3 separate regions of the Mus musculus genome follow, and regions 1 and 3 are each linked to region 2. The links are chromatin loops, found by intact Hi-C in ENCODE. Cell type or tissue: heart. All regions are shown on one strand.

Region 1 (8,000 bases), 48 kb after region 2:
TCACAGCAGAGCTCTCACTTGGCTTGGGTTAGCCACCTGAACTGGGGAATGCAGGGGTTCTAGGAACTGACAGCATGTATGTCTGTGTACCATGTGTGTGCTTGGAGAAGACAGTCATGGGTCTCACTGTGTTGCTTTGCTTGGCCTAGAATCCAATTGGTTGACTCACAGAGATCTACTTGCCTCTGCCTCCTGAGTGCTGGAGTTTAAAAGTGTGTGCACCACCTTCCCCAGCCAAATATGTCTCTTCACCAGAGACCCTAGCTCTGGGACTCCTCATGTTGATGAGATGCAAAGTGAGTTAATGTATTGAGCCAGCCCGGTTCTCTGCATCTTCACCAGCACTTGATGTGATGACTATTTTTCACTTTAGCCTCGTATTGGGTGTGCAGTGGCTGAAGCGCTGCCCATTCCCTCCAGAAGTGGGGTGGGATTCCAGTCCTCCCAGCACTGTTTCCACGTGGCTTTTTAATTCTGAACGTTCTAGTGTGTAGTTGTATCTCTGAGTGGTTTTGATTGGCATTTCCCTCATGGATAACAACACAGAGAACTCTTCCAGGTGCCCGCGTGCCATCTCCAAGTCTTTGGAGAAGCCTGTGTTCAAATATTTACTAAAGTGCATTTCTTTTTTCTTTCTTTTATTTATTTGTTTGTTTGTTTGTTTGTTTGTTTTTCGAGACAGGGTTTCTCTGTATAGCCCTGGCTGTCCTGGAACTCACTCTGTAGACCAGGCTGGCCTTGAACTCAGAAATCTGCCTGCCTCTGCCTCCCGAGTGCTGGGGTTAAAGGCATGTGCCACCATGGATTTCTGAGTTCGAGGACAGCCTGTTTGTTCTACAGAGTGAGTTCCAGGACAGCCAGGACTGCACAGAGAAACCCTGTCTCAAAAAACCCAAAAAAAAAAAAAAAAGGATTGCTAAAGTGCATTTCTTAAATCTTCCACTGCTGTGGGTTGCTGGAGGGCTTTGCATATGCAAAGCGAGCCGCAGCCTTCTTGATTAGTTTCAGTTTGCTTTTACAAATAAAGTCTGAAGGTTTTTAAAAAATTGGACCCTTTACCTCCTTATTATTGAACTGTGAGAGTTCTTTATATATTTTAGATCAGGTCCTTGGTCAGACATACACGTTCCAAGGTTCTGATAGTCTAAGTCTTTCCCCTATGTGATTTATTTTTTTTCTCCCTGGTCTTATTGGCCCCACCACTCCCGTTGGCAGTCATTTTTCCTTGGCTAAACAGTCATTTCGACAAAGGGCGAGTATGGTTTTTCTGTTGTATCCTGAGCTCCTAGCACAGTGGGCACGTGAATACTTATTCAGTACTATTTCATAGCTCTTGGGGGTACAGGAGACCTGGGAGAGGAGGGTCTCAGAGCAGCCTGCTGCAAAGTTTCAGGTCAGCAGTGAGGAGGCCCTATATGAAGTAAAGGTGAGGCAGGCACAGCCATTCGGGGTGAAGTGGGTTAGAGGTTCTTCCAAGCAGCCCTACCGCCAAAGTCATCTTGCATCATCCTTTCTGCTCAGAGGCAGGGAAACCTGGACGACTTTGGGTGTGTGTGGAGCAGGGTGAGGGTCTTTGTTGGTTCCTCTGTCTTTAGTGTTTATGGCTTGCATGCAGGATGACACATACCTGCAAGTGGCTATAGTGCTTGGTATCTATATAGGCTGCGGTAGTGACTCAAGATCTGTTGTTTGCCCCCCTGTACACTGATGCAGGGTCTGTTTGCTGGAGGCATTCCAATTTTATTATAAAGCACCAGCTTCAGCCCGGCAGTGGTGGTGCAGGCCTGTAACCTCCCCTCCCTAGCCTGAAACCAGTTTGCTCAGGTTTCAGTGTTAGAGAGCCTGGGGCAGAGCTTGCTGCCCTATCGTCCTGCCACTCCCACTGCTGCTGCCTGCCACCTAGCTGTTCCGGAGCTATCACGTGTTCACCTGCAACCTTACTCCAAGATGATTTGGCGGGAATCGGGCCCCTTCCCCTGCTTCATAACTGAGTGTCAGAAATAATAAAATTGAACCTTGATCAGACTGCCTGTCTTGGTCCCCCCCCCCCCCGCATGCGCGCGCATACATGCCGCCTAGCCCCCCTCTTCTCTTCCAGGTTTCCAAGATGCCTTTCCAGACTAGAACCTAGGCATGTGAGCCACTGGCTGAACGAAACACAGGCCTTTAATCCCAGCACTTGGGAGGCAGAGGCAGGCAGATTTCTGAGTTCAAAGCCAGCCTGGTCTACAAAGTGAGTTCCAGGACAGCCAGAGCTATACAGAGAAACCCTGTCTCGAAAAACCAAAAATAAATAAATAAATAAATAAAGCATTAGCTTCATCTCTGGTGGGCGTGTGTGGGTGTGAGGGGGTGACAATATGTTGTCGTGGGACACCTGTTGTGTCTTTTCTACCACCCTAGCATTTCTCACTGAGTCTGGCAGTTCTTTCCTTTCTGGTTGTGCAAAGTTCTTTCTGTAGCAAACCAGACAGCAGCACACTGAAGCAGCTTGACTGACCAGTTAAGTCCCTGTGTGTGTGTGTGTGTGTGTGTGTGTGTGTGTGTGTGTATCCATGGCATTACTGTGGAGATCTGAGGACAAACTTCTCTGTGGGTTTGGGTCAGGGTCCGTCTTATGTTGTTCACAATGTCATGAGCCAGACTCGCTGGCTTTGGAGCTTCTGGAATTCCTCGGGTCTTTGCCTCTCATCTCACTGTGGATGTGCCACCATGCCTGACTTTTAGGTGGGCTCTGGGGATTCAAACTCAGGTCTTCATGACTGCATGGCAAATGCTTTACCCACAAGGAGACATCTCCCCATTCCTGACTCTGTTTTCTGAATCTGTGGGGGAAAAAAGTCACAATCCTTACTGCACAGGGTTGCTGTGAGAGTGAAGGAAGAGGTGTCACAGGGAAGTTTAGCACATAGTTTGTGCTTTGTAATCATTACTCTCGCAGACTTCCACAGGCACTTGCATTTCAAACAGACTGACATCTCCTGGGGTAGCCACTGCTGCTTGCCTCCAAGGCCACCTTTGGTATAACAAAGAAAGGAATCTGGTCTGTTGAACTCATGCCATGAAACATATTTTGTGCACACACCTATTCATGAATTTGTTCAGCCTACCTGAATGACGCACTGCAGGAACACACTGGCGGGCGCTACATTATCTACTCAGAATGAACACAGTGGACAGGGATTAAAGCAGTTTTCTGAGACTCCCTGTAAATCAGGGTGATCCTAGTACTGCCAGGCTGGGTAGAAAGTGTTCATCTGTCTCTCTTGGATACAGAGGAGGGCATTGTTTCTAAGGTGTCCCTTTTGTCCCTTCTGTGGGTTTGCCCTTGTAAAGCTGCTTGGCTGAATGGGCAGAGACTTCCGATCTGTGTTGACCTTAGATGGAGAGTTGGGATTACTGAGGCTCTGCCACACTGGATCTTGGAGGGCATCCAGTGTGTGGGTGGTGTGCTGTGGGTTCTAACTCCTCAGCTCCTAGCCTACAGTCTCCTTGAACAACTTCCTTCCTGTAACCCGGGAACTTCTCCAGTGTCACAGGTTCAAGTCTTAGGACCCTTTATGGAAGCAGGAGCTTGTGAACTAAATTGCATCACATGTAAATTGTTCAGTCTAGTAGTGGGAAGCCCAGACCTTTGAAGCCAATGCATGGTTGGTATTGCCAATACAACTTCTCTGGGCTTCCTCCTCTCCTGCTGTTAATTGCAGTAAATGGGGTGCCATCCTCATGGGAGATGTCCTGAGGACTGAAAAAAACATTTTCTCAAAGGCCAGCTACTTAGTAGGTACCCAGACTCAGGTGTTCAAACCACTGTTCTGGGCTCTGGTGCCACAAATTTCAAGCTGGCCAGGTAGTGATTTTGTATACCTTACACCCACAGAGTAGGTGGAACTCTGTGAGCTTGAGGCCAGCCTGTTCTACAGCGCTAGTTCTAGGACAGCCAAAGCCACATAAAACCCTGTCTCAAAAAGAAAAGAACAAAAACCCAGGTTTTATTACACATGCATTTTTCTTATGGGGCTGAAGGGATGCTTACAGCAAACCCATGTAGAAAAAAAGGAGCCAGAGGTAGAGGAAGTCCAAATAACTTGCCTGGGCAGGCCGACCTGGGAAGATGAGGAAGAGGAAATAGGCTTTGATCCATCCCAGCCTTATTTAGAGAAAGGAGAGGTGTCATTGACTTTTAAAGGTCCTCATGCTGAGTGCTCCAGCGCAGAGCCCACCCACGTGTACTCTCGAACGTTCGGGGTGGGCACTGAGTTCACCCGATTAACAGGTGCTGAACCTGGGTACATATGCTCATTAGTCCCTGGATCTAAGCCCAAGCTAGACGTGTCCAAGAGGCACATCGGAAGGGCCAGACGCCTACTCTGACACGTGGTAAGGGAGTCGGTCACTGCGGGGAGGACGTGAAGCATGCTAGGCTGGGGAAGGGCACAGGCTGTACAGCCTGTGGCTTGAGGTAGATGGAGTGAGCCCGGCTGGAAGTGGTTGCCCAAGGGTGGTTCCGGCCGAGCTCAACGCCTTCTGCGTTTCCGCGGGGCTGTCCAGGCGTGCAGATGGGGAAACTGAAGACAAAACAGCGCTGGGAAGACTGGCCGCGAGACATTCAGTCTCTTAAGACCAGGCTCATCGTGGACACGACAGCACAGTCCGTGGGTCCAATCGTAGCTTCTCTTGGGGGCGGGACGCGTCGTGGCCACGCCCCTTCGGGCGGGGCTTCCCGTTGCCGCGGGGCCGTTGATTTCAGGGCGGAACGTTCGCGCGGGCAGTGCGCGCGCGCGGGGGGAAGGCCTTGAGAGAGCGCTGCGGATTCGGCTGGGCAGGCTCGGCGTGGTGCACGCGCAGCGCCATCCGGCGCAGCGCCCGGCGGCTCCACCCAGCCGAAGGGGCGCGACCCGGGTGGGAGGCGGCGAGAGCGCGAGCGACACTGGTGTCTCCGTGGCACGGCAGGTGAGGCGGCGGGTCGGGGCTGGGTGCCAGCGCCTCGCGTCTCCCCAGCCCTCAAAACCCGCCTAGGGTGCCCAGGACCCTAGTGCCCTCTGATGCGCTGGGGACCCTGCCTCCGACATCCCCTGGGCTGCCTGGGTCCGCGGCCACCTGTGGACCTGATTACCTTCCACACCTAGAAAACCTCACCATCCTCCAGATTTCCCTCAGACTCAGCACACAGACCTCGGCGGCTTCAGGGCCCGAGACCGTTATATCTTCTCCAGAAGTCCAACAGATCCCCTCTGGTCCAACTCCAAAGCTTCGGGTCTCCAGGCCCATAGACTCCCATCCTTTCTTGGGTGGAGAGGCCTTCAGACCCACCTATCCCTAGAGACCTTCCTTCCTAGGATCTCCTGCCTCCTGCTCTCTATCTTGAGGTCCACAGAGCTTTTCAGCTTCTACTAGAGTGTTCTTGAGGTTTGTGAATTGTAAATAGGGATAAAAGTAGCACCATCTGATAGGTCAACAGAGGACCACGCATAACCAAAGAGGAGGTGGGATGTGGGGCTTCGCATGTGCGTTTGTTTTCACCGTGCAGTGGAGGCTGGTGTGGGACCGACTCATTGTGGAGAATGGCAGCGCTGGGAGTAACGGGAGTTGGGCAGTCAAAGCTCTTTTAGATTGTGCCCTCAATGTGTGGTAGTTTCTGTTACCACACACAGCCCACCAAAACCAGTCCAGGAAAGTAAAGCTTGATTACAGTGGTCTAATTGATGGGACGAAGGTAAACTAAAGGTCCATCTTTCTGGGATCCTGATTTAAGGGTGGCTGTCTTCCCTGAGGTGGAGGTTTGGGGCCAAATGGTACACATCTTATCATTTTCAGTCCTGGAAATCTCTAGAACAAGGATTATCCTTTCCTCGGGCTATTGTCATTGATAAACAGTCCTTGACTTGCTTGCTACACCGGCAGTCTGGTACCCTGAGGTAAAGCCCCAAGAAAGAACATGGCCTGATGATTGTGAAAGGCAAGGGCCAGGCATTTTTAAAGAGGGAGTGGATACCCTCTGCGGCCCAGTGCTGGGTGCTGGAGGCAGATGACACAGCTCCAGCTGGTAAGGGTTGGGAGGTGGGGATTAGCCAAGTTGGTGGTACTTAAGAGTGCCTTCAAGGCAGCTGGGGCTTGGGGGTTCTAGAGAGTAGCTGGGGTGAGGGAAGGGGATGCAAGAGGTAACAGGGAAGCAGACTCTTAAAGGTTGAGGAGTTCTGAGGATCACACCCAGGCCTTATGTTCACAGGTCAGACTGACTGGTGACTGAGCCATGTCCCTAGTCCTGGCTTACATATTTTTTCCAGTGGTCACTTTAGCTGTGGTGGAGCGACTTTTTTTTGTAGGCCAAAAGACCACAAAAGGTAGGAATGACTTGGACCCAGGCCGTGTGGTTCAGTAGCTCTCTAGAGCTTGACTGAGCTGAAAGCCCAGGCTTCGAGCTTGGGGCACTGACACGGGAACTTTTTTTAGGTGAGATTTTTATCTGTTTGCTTATAGGTGGTACTCACCTTAGCGCCTCACCAGGGTGTCTGCTATCCAAGTATAAGACACACTGCTTCCGGTAGGGGGAAGAGGGACTGAAGTCAGCGGGGGAGTCCTGAAGGAAAGGGGAAGGTACTGAAGGAGACGAGTTCGGATGTGTACCTGGAGGGGTTGAAGCTGCAAGCAGGAGGTGTCGATGTCCAGACAGGTGAGCACTGGAAGGTGTGACATGCACTACTGTAGGCAGTGAACTAGGGATTATAAGGAATAATGGATGAAGCCGGATTTGGGAGAAGGAGAGGGAAATGGAGATAGCCTAGTGCAGGAGGGCTTTCTGTGGCTACCACAGCCACACGTGACTGATAGGTACTTAGAATATACCTACAGTGGCAGGACTGGCATTTAATGGGTTAAATCTAGGGGTCCTGGGAAGCATGTAGGCTTCTCTGATATTATCCCATGGAATGCCTCTGGCCACCTGGCTTGGACACACTCTTCCTTTTTCACGTGTGAGGAACAGTCTCAGGGTGAGCCACGCAAGGCTGTAAGCAGCACAGCAAACTGTTGTTGGCTGGGCCCTTCTGGGTTGTGTACCTGTCTTTCCTCCCCAGCCTTCTGCCTGGAGACATGGCCATACCTCTTGTTTAGCTCTCCTTATCAATTCTGCTAAAGTTACTGTGTTCTGCAGGCAGCTGTGTGACAGAGCTGTCGGGGTTGGCTGTGTGTGTGTATCTGTGTCCATCTGTCTGTCTGTCCATGTTCTGGGCTTTCTGATGGTGTGTTTCTGGAGAATGGCAGAAGTCCCACAGGCAAAACGTAGCAGCCAACCTTGGGGCCCAGGATGACCTAGGAGCGTGACAGGGAGGCCTGGGGCTGCAGGGCGTAGGTAGGCCTGAGCTGAGAGTGAAAGGAATCGGGGTAAGCCAGAAGTGAGTTAGAGCCAGAAGTGGGAAGATGCTGGCCAAATTACTGGAGTCTCAGCTTTCACCTCAAAGAAATGAAGCCATTTGTCATTATAGAAACCCTAGATCCCTCCAGCTCTAAAGTTTTGTAGTGGTTTTTTTGTTTTTGTTTTGTTTTTAAGATTTATTTACTTATATGAGTACACTGTAGCTGTCTTCAGACACACCAGAAGTGCTCATCAAATGGTTATGAGCAACCATATGGTTGCTGGGATTTGAACTCAAGGACCTTTGGAAGAGCAGTAAGTGTTCTTAACCCCTGAGCCATATCTCTAGCCCAAGTTTTGTAGTTTTTCTATAGAGCATCTCTTCTGCATCTTCTGGGTTTGGGGGTGGGGGTTCACTTGGGCTCAGGTTGGGGTGTTTTTTGTTTTTTTTTTTTTAACCTCCACTGACTTATAAAGTGATGTAAAGACCTGCCTTACAGGACTTGTCCCCCCTGATGGGCAGACTGAAACAGTGCCGTGGGTGTCAGGTTTCTGGAAAAGCTTCCTATGTGTCCCTTGGCATCCCTGCACACTGGTGGTAGAACAGGGGCAGGACTGCAGCGTGGTGGTGGCTGCCTCTAGAGCT
Region 2 (8,000 bases):
TGGGCAGCCACAACCTTGGCTGCTTCCCAGCAGGGTTTTATTTAACCTAGCAGTTACCTGCACACCCCTCTCCCCTCAGAGACCGCATTCTGCAATGAAGCAGGGACCAGCTTCAAGACCTAGCACTCAGCCAGGGCTCAAAAAATGTTCCTCCTGTAGAGGCCATTGCGGAAGAGTCAGAAGTCAGGTGTGTAGCTACAAAGCGCCTTTCATCTCCGGGGTCAAGTGACCACCATGTGGGTGGGGCCAGCAGCTTCCTCATCATAAACAGACACTGATTCAGTCAGGACAGCTTTCCCAGGCTCCCTGGACACCTTCAGAACCACCCCTGGGGGACAACAACAGTCTTTGAGGCCACAGCATAGCTCTGAGTAACTAACTCACTTGCCTCAAACACCCGAACTCATAATGGGCCGCGGGTGTTGTTCAGTGACAAGGCTTAGCATGCATGAGGTTCTAGGTTCGAGTCCCAGGGCGTGGTGGCGCACACCTTTAATCCCAGCACTCAGGAGGCAGAGGCAGGCGGATTTCTGAGTTCGAGGCCAGCCTGGTCTACAAAGTGAGTTCCAGGACAGCCAGGGCTACACAGAGAAACCCTGTCTCGAAAAACTAAAAAAAAAAAACTAAAAAAAAAAAATTTATTCCAACACTCAACAGGTCGTCACAGCTAGGAAGTGAGGGTGGCAAGATGGAATAATCCAGAGGGCAAAACAGAAACACAAAGGCAAAACCAAACAAAAACGTAACGCTGTCCTGCAGGCTGAGAGCATAGCTGACCACATGCCAGATGTAGAGTACTCTGACCCAGGTTCTGAGTTCCTACGTTCTAGGTGTGTGGGCCAGCCATTAGGCTTGTCATGGATAATATTCACCATCATCTTGACAGGATCTAGAATCACTTAAGAAACAAGGCTCTGGGGGCTGGTGAGATGGCTCAGCGGTTAAGAGCACTGATTGCTCTTCCAGAGGTCCTGAGTTCAAATCCCAGCAACCACATGGTGGCTCACAACCACCCATAATGAGACCTAAAGACAGCTACAGTGTACTTACATATAATAAATAAATAAAATCTTTAAAAAAAAAAAAAAAAGAAAGAAACAAGGCTCTGGGCAAGTCTTTGAGAGGTTGTCAGGACTGGGTTAATCCACATGGGGAGACCAGCCCTGAATATGGGCAGCACCATCCCATGGAACAGGGTTCTGGACTGAATAGAAAGAACATGACATGAGCTGGGTGCCAGCGCATGCGCGTGCATACGTGTGCGTGTGCGTGTGCGTGTGTGTGTGTGTGTGTGTGTACATGCACCATGTGAGCAGTGGCCTCAAGCACCAGCTACCATGATAAACTCTATCCTTGCCAAAACAAACCCCTCCTTCCCTGAATAGCTTCTGTTAGGTAGTTTATCAAAGAAGATCAAAAAGCATCTAATCAAGTCCCCAAGCCAAGTCTCAGGCTTGTCCCTGCAGGCTCTCCTAAGTGGCAAAGGCTCCATTCACCTTGGCCATCCACACTGCTTGCACACCAGCGGGGGAAATGCTTCATTTGTTCCCTATGTTTACCGACCACATGTTCTATATGTGTCCCCGTGCTAGGCACCAACAGGAGGACTGGGCAATGCCCTCGTGGCTCTTAAGGCTAGCTGAAGGGACACCCACACGGCTCATCATAATGCTACAGTCGCGCCAGTTGTCTAGGACAGAGGAGACAGGGCTATGTGACGGGTGTGGAGGATGGATTCCTGGCAATAGCTAGGAGCTGAGACTCAAAGGAGAACTTACAGTGTCTGAGGAGCAAGTGAGTAGGAGCAGCTTCCCAGGCAGAGGAAACACCGGCACACACTGCCTTCCAGAACGTCAAAACACTAGAGTCTAAGAACTAGGTAATGGAGGAAGCCTATAAGAGGACACTGAAGACTGGGAGAAGTGATGACCTGGTCACTGTATGAGCTAACAGGTCCAGCAGGCCTGGCTGGGGATGTGGCAAAGCCCTGGGGCCAGAAGAGCCAGCAGTTAGCCAGCTGTGCCACTTCCTCATTGGGTGCCCCTGAACAGGGCTCCTTATGGCTGACAGATTATATTCCTGCTTGGCAAAAGTGGTACTGTGTTAGAGTTGAACTGACAGAGCGTGCACGGAGCACCTAGAGTGTAGTGAGTCCTAGGTAAGGCTGAGTTCTGGGATTATTCGTTGCTCTTAGGGAAAGACCCTGAAGGCTGTCTAGGAGTAGAGACTATATTATAACAGACATGATGATGCTTTCTGGTCAGGGACCACAAAGGTGTGTGCAGAGAGGAGTGTGAAGGAGCTACCTGGAGCTGCAGAGGTCACAGGGCTGAGGGGCTTACAACAGACGGTTGCCCAGACCCTCCCCAATTCAGACATTCTGTGCCAGGTTGACAGCTGGCCCTAACAGGTGGGCACCCAGTAGGTGCTCAAATACATGTTTACTGAGTCCATTAATAAGGACACTCTAAATCAGCTACAAACCATTCTCTGGACACCTTTTTGGAGAAAAAAACCCACTAAAATCTGTGTCCTTATCTATACCCCCAGGTGGCTGTACCTGCCTGACAAGAGAACTTTGCTGAGGTGAGCTGGGCTAGACCCTGCTGCCTAAGAAGGCCAGGTGCTAAAAAAGTCTCCTTCAAAAAAAAAAAAAAAAAAAGAATTGAAATTCACTTCTGCTTTTCACAGAGCCTCCCGGGCGTGGCCTACCAAGGGACCCTGAGTTCCAGGTGTTACCCTCTCCCTCTGCTACTGTGGTCCTACCAGGGTACCAGGGTACACTTCCACTTTGGAGCACTGACAGGATCTAGAAGGCTGTTACTTCCCTCAAAGAGAACTCAAGCCCTGACAGGGAGGTGGGGGTGAGGGGACACAACATAGAATGAAGTCATTCCTTACATGAAGAAGGGAGGGGTCTTTTTTTTTTTTTTTAGAGAAAATGACAAGCCCAAGATTATAGGGGAGGGGGTTTCTGCCACATGGTTCTGGGCAAATGTATCAGTTATGCATTACCTCACATCCAAGACGACCCCACCCACACCTCCCAGGCCCTTTCAAACAATGAGACACCCCCACCCCACCCAGCAGCTGAATGACTCCTTAGACCAGAATCACACCCGGAGAGGCTGTAGCAAATCCCTGATTCCAGTGCTAAGTAGGTGGGTCAAGGGGCAGAGGCCCAACAGGTCCCTTGTAGAGCTAATGGACAAGAGGACCTTTAGGTGCAGAAAGACAAAGGCTACAGCAATCAAGAGCCGCGGTCTTCCATGTGGGCTGGGGAATGTGGTCAGGGCACACTGCCTTGAACTCTGAACTCAAGGGCCTCCCAAAATCTCACGCCCACACTCCCTGCAGCAGCAGTGGGGCCCCCAGATCTTCCAGGAGAAGGAAGAAGAGTTAAGGAACCACGAAGAGGAAGAAGGAGCTGGGACAGATATCCTGGCGGTCAGAGGAAGATAGGGACGCGGAGACACAAGGATCGGGGTTCTGTGGTACCAAAAAGACACTGAGACTTGGGGTCCCGAAAGACAGAGCCCAGGGCGGTGGGGATGCACGGAGGGCAAGGAGCACAGGGGGACTAGCGGAGGTGGACTCGCGCGGACACTCACGCGCGCGCCCGTCCCCGTCACTCACCCAGGCCGCAGACCTCACGGCGCAGGCTAAGGCGTCCGCGCTCCTCGGCTATGGCGCGCAGCATGTGCTGCAACGAGCGCTCCTCCGCTTCGCTGCTGTCCACGGACTCCCGGGAGGCGGCCGGCCCAGCCCGGAGCCCCGCGGGCGCGGACGCCGAGGCACAGGCCCTGCCCGGCGGCCGCGCGGAGGCCATGCCGGGCCCCGGCTCATCGCCCGCGCCGCGCCCGCGGGGGCCACCGACACGCCCCGCCGCCCGTGCCCCGCTGCCGCCCGCCGCGAGCACCAGTGAAGCCACAATCCGCTTTTGTGTGCGTCGCCGCCGCCGCCGTCGCCACCGCCGACCTCGGAGCACAGCGGAGCACTGCGATCCTCAGCTCCGCCACCGCCCGCCCGCGCGCGCTCGACACCGCCCAGGCCCCACCCCCGACGCGGGCCCGCCCCCAAACCCGCCCTTTCCCCGCCCCCGACACGCAAAGGCCCTGCCTCATACTCCTAAAACTCCGCCCAGATCTCTGGGCAAGGCGGTGAGTCGTCCCTGGTCCTGGCCCCGCCTACTTCCTTGCGACCAGCTGCTGCCAACTTCAAAAGCCCATCGCGTCCTCGCTCCAACCTGTCGCGTGACGTTCTCGTCATCTCATTCCCACACCTTCCTTGGCCTGCTGACCTTCCCTGCTGCCCGTGTTCCCCAACCCTGAGTCCACTTTCTCCCGCCCCCCGCCCCCCCTCCAGTAGAGTCACGCCTCTGAGCCGCCCCCTCTGCGCCTCACTGATTTTGCGCTTTGTCACCGCCCTGTGCATTCCCTGAAGCCTCCAGCACACCAGCTCTGCTTATTTCTGTCTGAACCTTCCAAGTAGGTTCTGCTAAAAACTTGCTTCACAAAACTCAACAAGAAGTTACCACCTCCTTTCGGAGGTCTCCTGGGACGCCTCAGTTTCCTCTGCTGAACACTTAGGAAAAGGGGTCAGAGAGTTGCTTCCTGTCTTAGCTCCTGTGCTGACTAGAGGCCAGAGGTGGATCAGATCAGCTTGCATGTGATCCTAATTAAAGGCCAAGGTCCAGCTGGGCATCCATCCCTGTGCTAAAAGAGGAAGATGCAGGGAGCAGCCGCCAGAAGCCACGTTCTGAACTCACTCGGTGGTCCTTTCCCAGGACCAGGGTAGGTGACCATGCACTGCTGGTCTCAGCCAGTTACATTTCCAGTGTCAAATTCTCACAATCATGCTAAGCATAAAGTTCTGTCTGCCCCGACTCTTCTTCACCCTGTCTGGGATACCCTTCTCCTAGTCTCCTGTCTCCTTTGGATCCCAGTGTCCTCCAATACATTTCCTCAAAAACAAACAAACTATATCTTGCCTGCCTCCTGTTCTATTATTCCTAGGCACAGCATCCTTACCACTCCCCTGACATCACACTGCATAGCTGTAGGAGGCGTCTCAGAAAACCAGCCCCTTTCCCTTGGGCTTCCCAGTCCTCAGAATGGTTTAAGCCTCCCGTCTGTGACATTGCACCATGGCAGCTCTAACTAAGACACTGTGTATTCCTCAGGCCTGGCTTCTGACAACTGTATTCCCAGCGCCCAATAAATGCAGGCTGTGTGATGGAGACTGGAGAGAGGCCTGCTGAGGAAGATTGTCTCTAAGGAAGGTGGGGTGGGACCACAAGGTGTGGAAACCACTCCAGAGCAGGAAATTGGCAGCTTTGGCATACTGTTCAAGCCTTACCTGGGATTTGTACCGCTCCCCTGAGATGCTCAGGGTAGGGCTTGAGTGACTAATTCCATGGTCCCAGAGCAGTGGTTCTCAACCTTCCTGATGCTGGGACCCTTCAATACATTTCCTTGTTTTATGGTGAGCCCCAACCATAACTTACTTTTGTAGCCACTTCATATCTAATTTTACTAGTTATAAATCATAATATAAATATCTGTGTTTTCCAGTGGTCTAGGGTGACCCCCATGAAAGGATCATTGAACCCCACAATGGGAGCTGAAATGACACACAGGTTGAAAACCATAGTCCTAGAGTCAGGCACAGGAGGGACTCTGTAAAAAGGTACGTATCTCGGAAATTACTGGCCTTTGTCTCCTCTCCCCTGGGCCTGTGGCCCCATCTATTAATGAGGACCCGGTGTGAAAATTGAGGTGACAAGCTGTGAGTCTGGAGAACTGAAGTTTGGCTGTGAGAACGAGGGAAGGGACCAGCCCTCAGACAGCATATGTGAGGTCTTAGACTGGCAGTGGTACTCTTCTCTGTTTCCAGGGAAACCGCATCACTGCCTACACATCCACAGTGCCGGGCTGTTGTTTGAAACCCTTGCTGCTCCAACACCATAATCACCTTTGGGGCTCCCCTCCCCTGGGGAGCCTTCTGAGGAGCTTGGCCAAAGCATTATGTCCTTAGCCACTTCACAATCCCTCTCCCTCGACCCCCACGCAGTCACTTCCAAAGGACCAGCATCAAATCAATTCACTCCATCGTCCCTGGCACCTATTCCAGGACAGATGCCAAAATGTATTTGTTGAATAAATGCAGGAGCGTTGCCTGGGTTTTCTCCATTCTCATTAGTTATACTCAGTGTTCACATGGGGACTCTCCTGAGCAACAGGTATGGCATATTTTGCACAGGACCAGTGAGCCGCACTTTCTCCACTCCAAGGTTCTACTGTTCCTTGGTCTTGGGTGCTTATCACTGAGTACATGTTAAATGAGTCAGGCTGGATATGAGTGTGGTTAGTTGCAAGCTGGCTTGCCTGTACACATCTATGATTCCATGACTCAAGGGTCGTAGGCCGGTGAGATGGTTCAGCAGGTTAACCTCTCATGTATGTTGTAATATACAACACATGAAAGTATTCAAAATAAAAGGAGTGGAGGACTGTGGGTTCGAGACCAGCCTCGGCCAGTAAGACTTAAAAAAAAAAAATATGTCAGAAAGACTTAACAACGGTAAATGCCTTGTTAGTCCAGCATTGCTGGCCTGGACTCCTAACCTATAGGTTTATAAGATAATAATTGTGTTTAGTTGTATTTAATGTTAATTTTGTGGCAAAAAAAAAGAAAACGTGTTATAAATATCCTGAGTTCACCTTTGTCCAAGCAGTCAGGGTTTTTTTTTGTTTTGTTTTTTGTTTTTTTTTTTCTGTTATTCTGCCTTCTGCTTATAGAAGCACACTGAAAAACCTGCCTGCCTGCTCTCAGCTGCAGCGTTTCATTCTGGAATACCGAAGCCAAGTTTAGCAGAAACACGAATCAGCCACAAGTCACTCACTTTCATGGCACAGTTGCTTCATGTTTCATGTTTCTGCTTGGGGCTTGCCTTGCTGTCTCCCTGGTATGCCGGGGTGACGTCTGTGGTTCCATTGTTAGCTCTACCTGTTTGGCGATAATCTTACTCAAAGAGCCAGTAGGGACAAATGCCCATGGACCCCTTTCCTAGTTCTCGAATGGCCAGAGACCTAGAGACTTTTTAGGAATGACTCTGGCTCATCTGAGAGCCCCATGCCTCTGACCTCTCTCCCTCAGGCCTCCATTTACTGTCTGTACAATGAGGTGAGAGACTAGATAATCTCAATTACTCCTGACCTTACTATCCTGTGGGTCTGTCTTAGTCAAGGCTTGTATTCCTGCACAAAACATCATGACCAAGAAGCAAGTTGGGGAGGAAAGGGTTTATTCAGCTTACACGTCCACATTGCTCTTCATCACCAAAGAAAGTCAGGACAGGAACTCACACAGAGCAGGAGCCTGGAGGCAGAAGCTGATGCAGAGGCCATGGAGGGATGCTGCTTACTGGCTTGCTCCCTGTGGCTTGCTCAGCTTGCTTTCTTATAGAACCCAGGACTATCAGCCCAGGGATGGCACCACCCACAATGGGCTGGGCCTGGGCCCTCCCCACTTAATCACTAATTGAAAAAATGCCTTACAACTGGATCTCATGGAGGCATTTTCTCCATGGAGGCTCCTTTCTCTGTGAAAGCTCCAGCTTGTGTCAAGTTGACACACAAAACCAGCCAGTACAGGGTCTATGATTGGGTCTCCAAGAGAAAGAAGGCAACCAGTCAATTCTTAGGGTAGGTGGACTATAGCCAGCCTACCAAGGGTTCTTCTGTCCTCCCCTGAAACTCTGCTAAGGGCAAGAGCTTGCTGGAAGGCAGGAGTGTGTACTTACAGCTTCCCAGCCAGCTGTTCTTATGACCCCAGGTTCTCCCCGTTGCTCAGAACTTGCTTCTTGACTTTGAACTTCCGATCCTCCTGCCTTCATCTCCCGGTAGGTGCTGAGATCACAGGTGTATACCACCATACAGGTTCTCTCACATCTGGGAAATTCAATGCAGCCATCCCCAGATCTCCACTGCAAGGTCTCC
Region 3 (8,000 bases), 130 kb before region 2:
GCAGTACCGCAAGGCCATGTGCATATACCTGCTCTGTCCCCACCTTCTCTGCTAGTGCAAATTTACCACCTAGGAGCTGCCCCTCAACCCAGAGAGTGCTTACTGCTTCTTCAGCTGCCAAGAGCTAAACAGCTTGAGTCAAAACTTCACTGTGCCTTGAGGAATGGGTAGATAAGCCTATCTTCCCAGCTGTATGAGAATGTTCATCAGTGAAGACCACACAGAAGTCCTCCATAACCCCGGTATTGGGCAGGACCCCTTTACATGCCTGTGAGATTAACTGGAATGTTTCCAACAGAGGCCCTTGAGGAATAGGAACAGATGTCTGTCTGTCTGTCTGTCTGTGTACATATACCCATCCAGGACAAGCAGCTAAGCATACCCCAGGACTCACACTGGTAGGGCCTCAAAGGCAGGATGGGGAAGTAAGAGCTAGAAGGTGACTTTTAAACTGTCCGGGGGGGGGGCGGGGGGAGGGGTATGTACAGAGAGGTTTAAAGTTTGAGGTCAGTCAGGGCTATATAGTTAGATCTTATCTCAAAAAATATTAAAAGTGGAAATTCTCCTTTATCCCTGAAATGCCACTTCAGAGCACGAGAATGGCAGGTATTTTCCTGGTCTCCAAGATTCATGGGACTGGAGAGCTGGCTCAGCAATTAGGAGTGTTTGCTGCTCTTCCCAAGGACCTGGGGTTCATCTAGGCATTAACATTCCCCATAACCCCAGCATCAGGATATCTAATGTCTCCATCTAGGCTCAACCGACATTTGCACACATGTATCATACACATACAGCACACAGAGTGGGGTAGGGGCTGGGGTAGGGGCTGAAGAGCTGGCTCAGCAGTTAGGAGTACTTGCTGATCTTCCAAAGGGCCTAGGCTCAGATTCCAGCCCCCATGTGAAGCTGCTCACAGATCACCTGTAACTCCACCCCTCCTCTGGGTTTAACCACCAGGAAGCCTACAAGCAACCCTACCTCTTACTTGCAAGGTTTACTCAGGCCACCAGCCCCACCTGGCCATGTCTGAGTTCTGAGGACACAGCCAGGTTGCCCAGCTTAAAACTTATGGCATGACCCGAAGTTCCTAGAAACTCAGCCATCCACATCTGACCCTGTCAGGCTTCCAGGGAGTGGGTCTCCCTCTTTTCTCCACCCACTCATTTCTAAGACATACTTTTAAAATTCACCTTCCAGTGTCTGCTCACCCTAGAAGCATCAGCTCATCCATGCTAATCCCTATTTTCTACCACCCTGAGAACAAACATAGGAAAATGCTTCCTCCCTAATGGAGGAACTTACAACCTAACAAAGAAAACCATGCAAGATGAAGGCAGCAGACACCCAGCCCTCCTCAAAGGCAGAGGTGTGCTTGGGGTACAGGAGCAGCCAAAATGTCTTCTGCCAAGTGCAAAAGTTGGAGTGAACAACCCCAGCAAGGGATAAACAGCAGGGGGCACCCTAGGGTTCCATTCAGGAGCAACAACAGACCACTGAAGGTTTGCCACCCCCCTACCCCCCCTCCCTGAGTGATCATAGCCCATGTAAGTCAGTATGATGAATAGCGTAATAGGAGGGGCTGGACAGATTCCTGCTAAAAGATGGATACACTCACATGTCCATCAACAGGTGAACAGTTAAGCAAACTGTACTGTTTCCACTCTCAGCTTATTCAAATACAAAGCACACACAGTTACAGCTTTGCATGAAACTATGTCCGAAACACACAACTCCTGCAGACAGAAAGCACAAGTGGTCCAGGCCTAGGGAGAAGGCAGAGCCTAGCTTCCAGGTGATGAATGCTCTCAAATGGATGGTAGCTATGGCTCGGGGACTGATGTAGGAAAATTGTCAAACTTCCTGTGGGTGACTTGTGTCCCCATGAAACACAAGCAGAAAGGGCTTTTGATCTCTTCCGGGAGATGACAGCACTGAGCAGGTCCAGGGTGGTGGAGAGTGGGTCCCGCTCGCTGGAGGGCTCTGGTGAAAGAACGGGTCCAAGCATTTGCCCCAAGCAGTTTCTTGCAAAAGAAAACACAGAGCCTTTCTCACCCTTGTCTTCTCTTTAATGTGTAACCATTCTGTTTCAACATGGGAAGAAGACCGAGGTTTATTCTTCTAGAGCAAAAAGCTCCGAAAACAAAAGAGCCTTTCAGCAGACAGTGTTGGGGGTGAGTGCTCTGGGGATAAACCAGCACACAGATTCCCGTGTCCAGCTCTCTGGTGTCTGACCTAGAGAGTGAATCATACTGAAGACACCATTCAGGCAGGGCCTCTAAGCACCTGATACATAATCCCTCTCAAAAAGACAGATCTGTATCGCCACACCTGAGGACAGCCCCTCAGAATCCAGACTCCATAAAATCGACAGATCAGGAGGTGTCCCAGACTCTGGGCTCATCTTCAGGGTCTCCTTCGCCATGCCCCAAGAGCTGCAGCTGCAGTTCAGACAGAGCCCCTGCTCGCTGAGCTCACTCTGGATTGCAGGGCAGGGCAGGTGAGGCCATGACGAGCTTGAAAGGCTGTGCAGAAAAGGAGGGGGGAGAAGCTTCCGGTATTTATGATTCCCCTATTATTTACACAAAGTGCTTCTTGCTTGACAATGCAGATTAAAATGTTACTGCATCTCAGCATGTGTTGCAAATTCTCGGAGTAAAACCACTGAGGCAGCTAATAGAGGCTTCACACAGCATGGCTTAAGTCTGGTCTACCCCAGGTCCAAAGCCCGCCTGGCAGGCTGCCTGTTATTTGGGGGGGGGGGTCACCATTCCACCTTCACACCTCCCTTCTTTTGAGGGGAGAGGGATATGAACTCCCCTTGCAAAACACAAGGTATGTAACAGAAACTTGTATTCAACCACAAGATGCCCCCAATGATGGGAGGAAAACTGTACACAGAATTTCTCCCCCTTCCTCTGACCAAGGAGGAAGTCCTCTCAATATATCTGTATTTCTCAAAGTAACTGAAAAGTAAAACAAAATATCCCAGTGCCAAGGGCACTGTCTGTTGGAGTTACCCTATTGCTACTGTGTATCTAACAGAGGGAGTTAACAAACTGTAGTTTCAGAGTTACCTTACTGCTACTGTGTATCAGAGGAAGTTAGCAGGCCAACTGTCCTCTAACTATATATAGTTTCATTACCTGCCTGTGAACTTCTAATTGAAACTTAACCTTTTTATTTCATATTCCAAGGGGCAGCACAGGAAAACAGGGGTGGAAAAGCTATGACCCCCCCACCCCCCAAATAACTGTATATAGAGAGATTGTACCTTTAAATTCTTCCTTGAATTAAAATATACACTGCACTACACCTGACTTATGAAATTTTTCGCCCTCACTCCTGCACTGCAACTAACTTCTCCAGGGCAAGTTTTGGGTTGCCCATGCAAAACTGAGTAGTCTCTGACCTTGTAAATCCATCCGGTCCCAGCCAAACTGCCAATCACCACCAAAGTCCTCCAGAAAGCACAGACAGTTAAAATCACCAGCTCATTACATAGGTGAACCCTGAGAGCCCTTGCAGACGGCGTAAGAGAGACAGGCAACTCTATTAGCATGCTGAACCCTGCCTCGGGCCCCCTCCTCTCCCTCTTTTATGAGCCCTTGTTATATAAAAGGCCACAAAGAGAAACAGAAAAGCAGACTTGCCTTCACAAACACAAGTTCCGATGGCCAGGCCAAACCCTGGCTGCCTACCAAACGTTATTTTTAGGCATCTAAACGGGAAACATTTTTAAAAGGCCAGAGAACAAAAGTTTTCTGGCTTCCTTTCTTTCTTTTAAAGCACTCACACAAAAAGATGGAGGCACTGTTCCTTTGCAGGCAATACTCCCGAGTTCAAATTTAAAGGCAAAGGCATCCTGGGGGTGGGAGGGCTCCTCCCCCCCCCCCACCTCTACCCCAGGCTGCCTCTACCTTCAGACAGGATTTTCAAAGATTTCCTTTGTAGCCTTATCTAAATTCCGGCATACGGGATAATAAATAGCTACTCATTTACTATCATAAAAAATTTAAAGCCCTGAAATAGTTGCCACAATCCAGAAGAAACGATCGCACACAAGCTCGGAAAGACCTACTCCAGATAGTGAAACTAACTGGCACGAAGCGCACACATAAAGAGACATTGTTGCGAAGAGAGGCACCTAGCATTGGTTTTTCCATTTTAAATCTTCTGCTCCAAGCCTAAGACTTCACAACTTCGCGTTTTACCCAGGCTATCACACTGTTCCAGATTTGTTAGTTTTGTTTTGTTTTGAGTATCTGGTTTGATTCTACACAGTGATTAAACATCTTTGTGCTCTGCGGAAAAGGGTCTTCCAACCCCTCCCCCTCCAAAAATGGCATCGAAGCAATCAAAATGGTAATGCCGGGCCTGGGTCCCCTCCCCCCGCGAACTCCCCGACTTCGCCGGGGCCGCGCGCAGGCCCCCCTCCGGCGAGAATGGAAGCTTCCACTCGCGGACGGGGGCGCGCAGCCCGGGGGTGGGGGGTTGGGGGGGACGGGCTCCGACAGAAAGGGGCAAATGCCTGACTCCCCAGCCTACGGTCCAGCCCGGCGTCCCCTCTGCTCTTGCGCGCCCCCTCCCATCACTTTGCAACTTTAAAGACTCGGCCTGGAGCACCGGCCTGCGAGCCGAAGCATCCTCCCAGGCAACTGCGAGCTCCGCGCCGCTGGGGAGAGGGGGGTCCCCGTGGGCTGGGAGAGGGAAGTCGGCCGGGCCGGGGGTCCTCGGGCTGCCCTAGTCCCGGGCGGGCGGCGACATTCCGAAGGAAGCGAGAGCTATTCCTGGGCCCGGGCGGCGAGCTGGGGGAGGGAGGGGCGCGCCCCCGCCCGCCGCCTCGGAGACCCGGGTGCACCATTGGCTGTACAGCTCAAAGTTCTCGGCCGGCGGCGCGCAGGGGCGGGGGCGCGCGCGGAGGGGGAGGGGCTCGGGGGCGCGCAGTCGGCAGGGCTCCGGCGGCGGCATCTGTTCGTGGTGCTGAAACCCGGAGCGCTGAGCTCAGCGCAACTAACTCACAATGGACAACTTTTCTTCGCCGTGGGGGCGGCGGGCGCGCACCCCCATGGTTGGAGCTCCTCGCGGGTCCCCACAGCCCCTTTCAGGCATAGACACTCAAGTTAGGGCAGAACTGGGGGGTCCCGGGGGCGCCTTTCTTTTGTTCCCCGGGAGCTGGCGTCAGGTTCCGAGAATAAAAAGTGAGGCCGGCGGGATGGCCGGGAAGGGGCCGGCTAGGAGAAGGATCACCAAACCGGGTCGGCAGTGCCACGCGGAAATGGCTTCCAAGGAGTTTGGGGTGCGGGCCTGAATTGCCGCCCCCTTGTGTCCCCCTCCCACCGCAGCAGGGATCAGGGGATGCCGAGGCCGGGGAATGTCCACGTTCCCAAAACATGTCCACCGCTCAAGATGGACGCCGGGCAGCCGGCGCCTCGGAAGGTACGGCGCAGATCTTTGGCCGGCCGCCGGAGCCTCGCGCTCCCCTCAGCCACCACAAATCAGCTCTTTCTATCAAGAAAGGGAGGACGGCAACTTTGAGGACTGCAGCCATAACCCCACGGGAGTCGGAGCGTGCGACGACCGTACAGGCACTTTTTAGGGTGCTGCCAAAGTGCCCGGCGATCCTCCCTGGACCCCGGTCCCCTGTGGGGGATAGGCCCCTCCTTACTTGTTTGTCGCTGAGCGCTGCGATCCGTGGCTGCCTTTCGTGGAGCTGCTTCTTGAGGTCGCCGTTCTATGAAGACACAGAGGAGCGGGCTCAGCCTGGCCGCCCCGGGGGGGGGGGCGAGCAGGCGAGCCCCGAGCCCCGCATCCCCACCACCCACTGCCTGGCGGACCAAGCCGACCCCAACGCGCCCCAACTTTCCGGGACCGCTTTCCTCACACGGGCCACCGTGCAATGTCGCGCGAAGCAGCTTACCTGTGGCTGCCGCCTCATTGGGGCAGCTCCCGGGGCGGGGCGGGGGCCGAGGCCACCCGGCGGCGCGCCCCGAGCCGTGCAAGTTTGCAGGCCGGGGTGCGGGTGCGAGTGAGTGTAAGAGTGTGTGCCGGGGGAGGGGGGACGAACAAAGAGCCAAGTAAACACGGCGAGTCCGTGTCGAGCAAAGCTCATAAATATTCAAGTCGCGTCCTAATCTCCCCAACACACACACGCGCACGCCGCAATATCACTCGGGCACCGGCCGCCTCTCGCCGGAGTCACAATCGCCAAACTACTTTTGCTAACAGTGAGGGTCGGTGCCGGGCTGGGCCCGGAGCAGGAGGCTAGGAGCTGGCCGGTCCATGCACCCTGTTCCCTGGGCAGCTCTAGGAGGGTCCCCTTTCCGGTCGCCCGAGTTGTGCAAACGGGGCAGTGGCAGAGAAGACGCCACGCTGGGGTCCCACGAACCCTGGATCTGCAAACAGTGCTGGATCGCACGGAAGCGAGGGGGAGAGGGAGAACTAAGGGTTCCATCCCAGCCCCGGGACATGTTCCAGGAAGGGGCCTGCTTCCAGCACCCCTGAGACCAAGAGTTAGATACGGAGCTTCGATCCCTCTCGCCTCCACTCCCCGGGCCACTAAGGCTCCCCGGTCCAGTATCCGGGACTACCTACCTGGTGGCGCGCGAGTTCCACCGCGAGCGCCTCGGACCGGCTTTGCAGCTCCATCGCCGCAACTTGGGCAGCACTTTGCGCTCACTTTGGCCGGAGCTCGCAGGAAGTTGTGCGGCTCGGCGGGAACCAGACCGGGAGAGCTCGGATCCGGTGTCCCGGGCACAGAGAGACACGAGTTCCCTCCTGCAGCGCCGATAGGAAAGGAGGCTGACGAGAGGGAAGAAAGGCGAGCTGGCGCCCAACTCTTCCGGCTGCCGCTAAGTTGCGCCGGGTGCCCGGGCTGCCTGCGCCGCCCGGCGCATGGCCCCCAGGCGCCGGGAGCCCCGCGCAGCCCCCCAGCGCGCGCCCTGTCGCCGCCCGCGCCAGCTGACCGCCGGCAGGGACTATATTTCCTCCGGCGCGCGCGCCTGGATCTCGCTGGGGCCGCGGCAAAGTTGTGCCTCGGCACGATGCTAATTCGGCAGTGCCCGGATGGAGCGGGCCGGGGCGGCAGGAGGCGGTGCCGGGAACCCGCTGCCCGCCCCGCCCCGCCCCGCCCGGCCCGCGCGTGCGCATTGCGTTCGGCCCAGCGACCAGGCTCAGGAAACAAAAGTGGCGGCTGAGCGGAGCGCAAAGTCGCGGCTCTGAGATCTGGGCGCCCGAGCGATCTCCTCGGTGCGCAGCCGAGAGCACGGGGAGCAGGGAATGCTTTCACAGTCCCACTCCCGGAGCGACAATTCCCGCAGCAAACTGAGATGCCACCCTCCTGCTTCTTGCACCTCCTCCCTCCTCCGCTTCCCCTTCTCGCCTCGCTCTCCGGTTTTATTTAAATCACCCGGTCCTCTCCCGCAGCGCCTAGCACTGAGACTGGGGAACTAAATCAGTCCTGTCGCCGGAGTCCCAGCGCCTAATGGCCGCTGTGGTATTTAAATAGTATGAAAACTGATCTCTTGATTGGTCCTTTAATGATTTTTTTTACACTCACAATTAAACTCTCAACAGATGTCCCTAGACTTTTTTTTTTCCAGACAGTTGTTAAAAATCGTAAACACGACAGGTCAGTGTGACATAAAGCAATCATAACTACAGCTGCGGAGATGACATTTCAGAATTCCCAGTCCCGGGGCCGGGGTCAACGTCTCAGAGATTACTGCGGCGGAGTTTCCTGTCCTCATCAATTAATGTCGGGGCTTTGTGCCCTGCTGGGCGCTAGCACACTAGTGTGTTTCAAAGAGGCCAGGGAAAGGGGGGCCTCTGTGTCAGAGTAACCGTGAATTGATAGAGACTCATAACTAACTCTTTCCGTGGGTCACAAGAAAAGGAGGAAGGAAGGAAAGAAAAGAAAACTCAGGCACACCAGTCAGAAATGTCTCTTCAATGGATGCCAACAGTCTACATATTTCCTTTACCCCTCAGGAGAAATCTCTCTC

Evidence for each region. Hi-C counts contacts between places; a loop is a spot of excess contacts. Peaks named below come from ENCODE experiments on the same cell type or tissue, not always from the same donor. Only the 100,000 strongest peaks of a DNase experiment are listed, where the experiment ranks them.
Region 1: a loop joins it to region 2, with 2.3 times the contacts of the local background. A loop is called at or near these places in 6 of 42 quality-filtered maps.
Region 3: a loop joins it to region 2, with 7 times the contacts of the local background. A loop is called at or near these places in 11 of 42 quality-filtered maps.

Annotation. Positions count from the first base shown.
Region 1 is chr15:85,032,292-85,040,291 of GRCm38, forward strand. Fam118a (family with sequence similarity 118, member A) reads left to right here and starts at 4,771. Exons shown (of 9, transcript NM_133750.4): 1 at 4,771-4,953. In heart, no CTCF peak of the experiment used is centred here; DNase peaks (open chromatin) are centred at 4,750, 6,016 and 6,624; H3K4me3 peaks cover 1,704 bases; H3K27ac peaks cover 1,460 bases; H3K27me3 peaks cover 1,640 bases.
Region 2 is chr15:84,983,973-84,991,972 of GRCm38, forward strand. It overlaps 5031439G07Rik (RIKEN cDNA 5031439G07 gene), which reads right to left and starts at 3,999. Exons shown (of 10, transcript NM_001033273.3): 1 at 3,637-3,999. The coding sequence starts at 3,700. Gm39558 (a long non-coding RNA gene) reads left to right here and starts at 4,063. Exons shown (of 4, transcript XR_875533.1): 1 at 4,063-4,160; 2 at 5,183-5,484; 3 at 5,574-5,688. In heart, a CTCF peak has its summit at 4,015; DNase peaks (open chromatin) are centred at 1,989, 2,859, 3,249, 4,169 and 1 weaker place; H3K4me3 peaks cover 2,137 bases; H3K27ac peaks cover 1,806 bases.
Region 3 is chr15:84,849,074-84,857,073 of GRCm38, forward strand. Phf21b (PHD finger protein 21B) reads right to left here and starts at 7,056. Exons shown (of 13, transcript NM_001081166.2): 1 at 6,592-7,056; 2 at 5,666-5,731. The coding sequence starts at 6,645. In heart, CTCF peaks have their summits at 1,425 (motif pointing right) and 4,574; DNase peaks (open chromatin) are centred at 3,638, 4,888, 6,628, 7,098 and 1 weaker place; H3K4me3 peaks cover 4,626 bases; H3K27ac peaks cover 3,622 bases; H3K27me3 peaks cover 2,078 bases.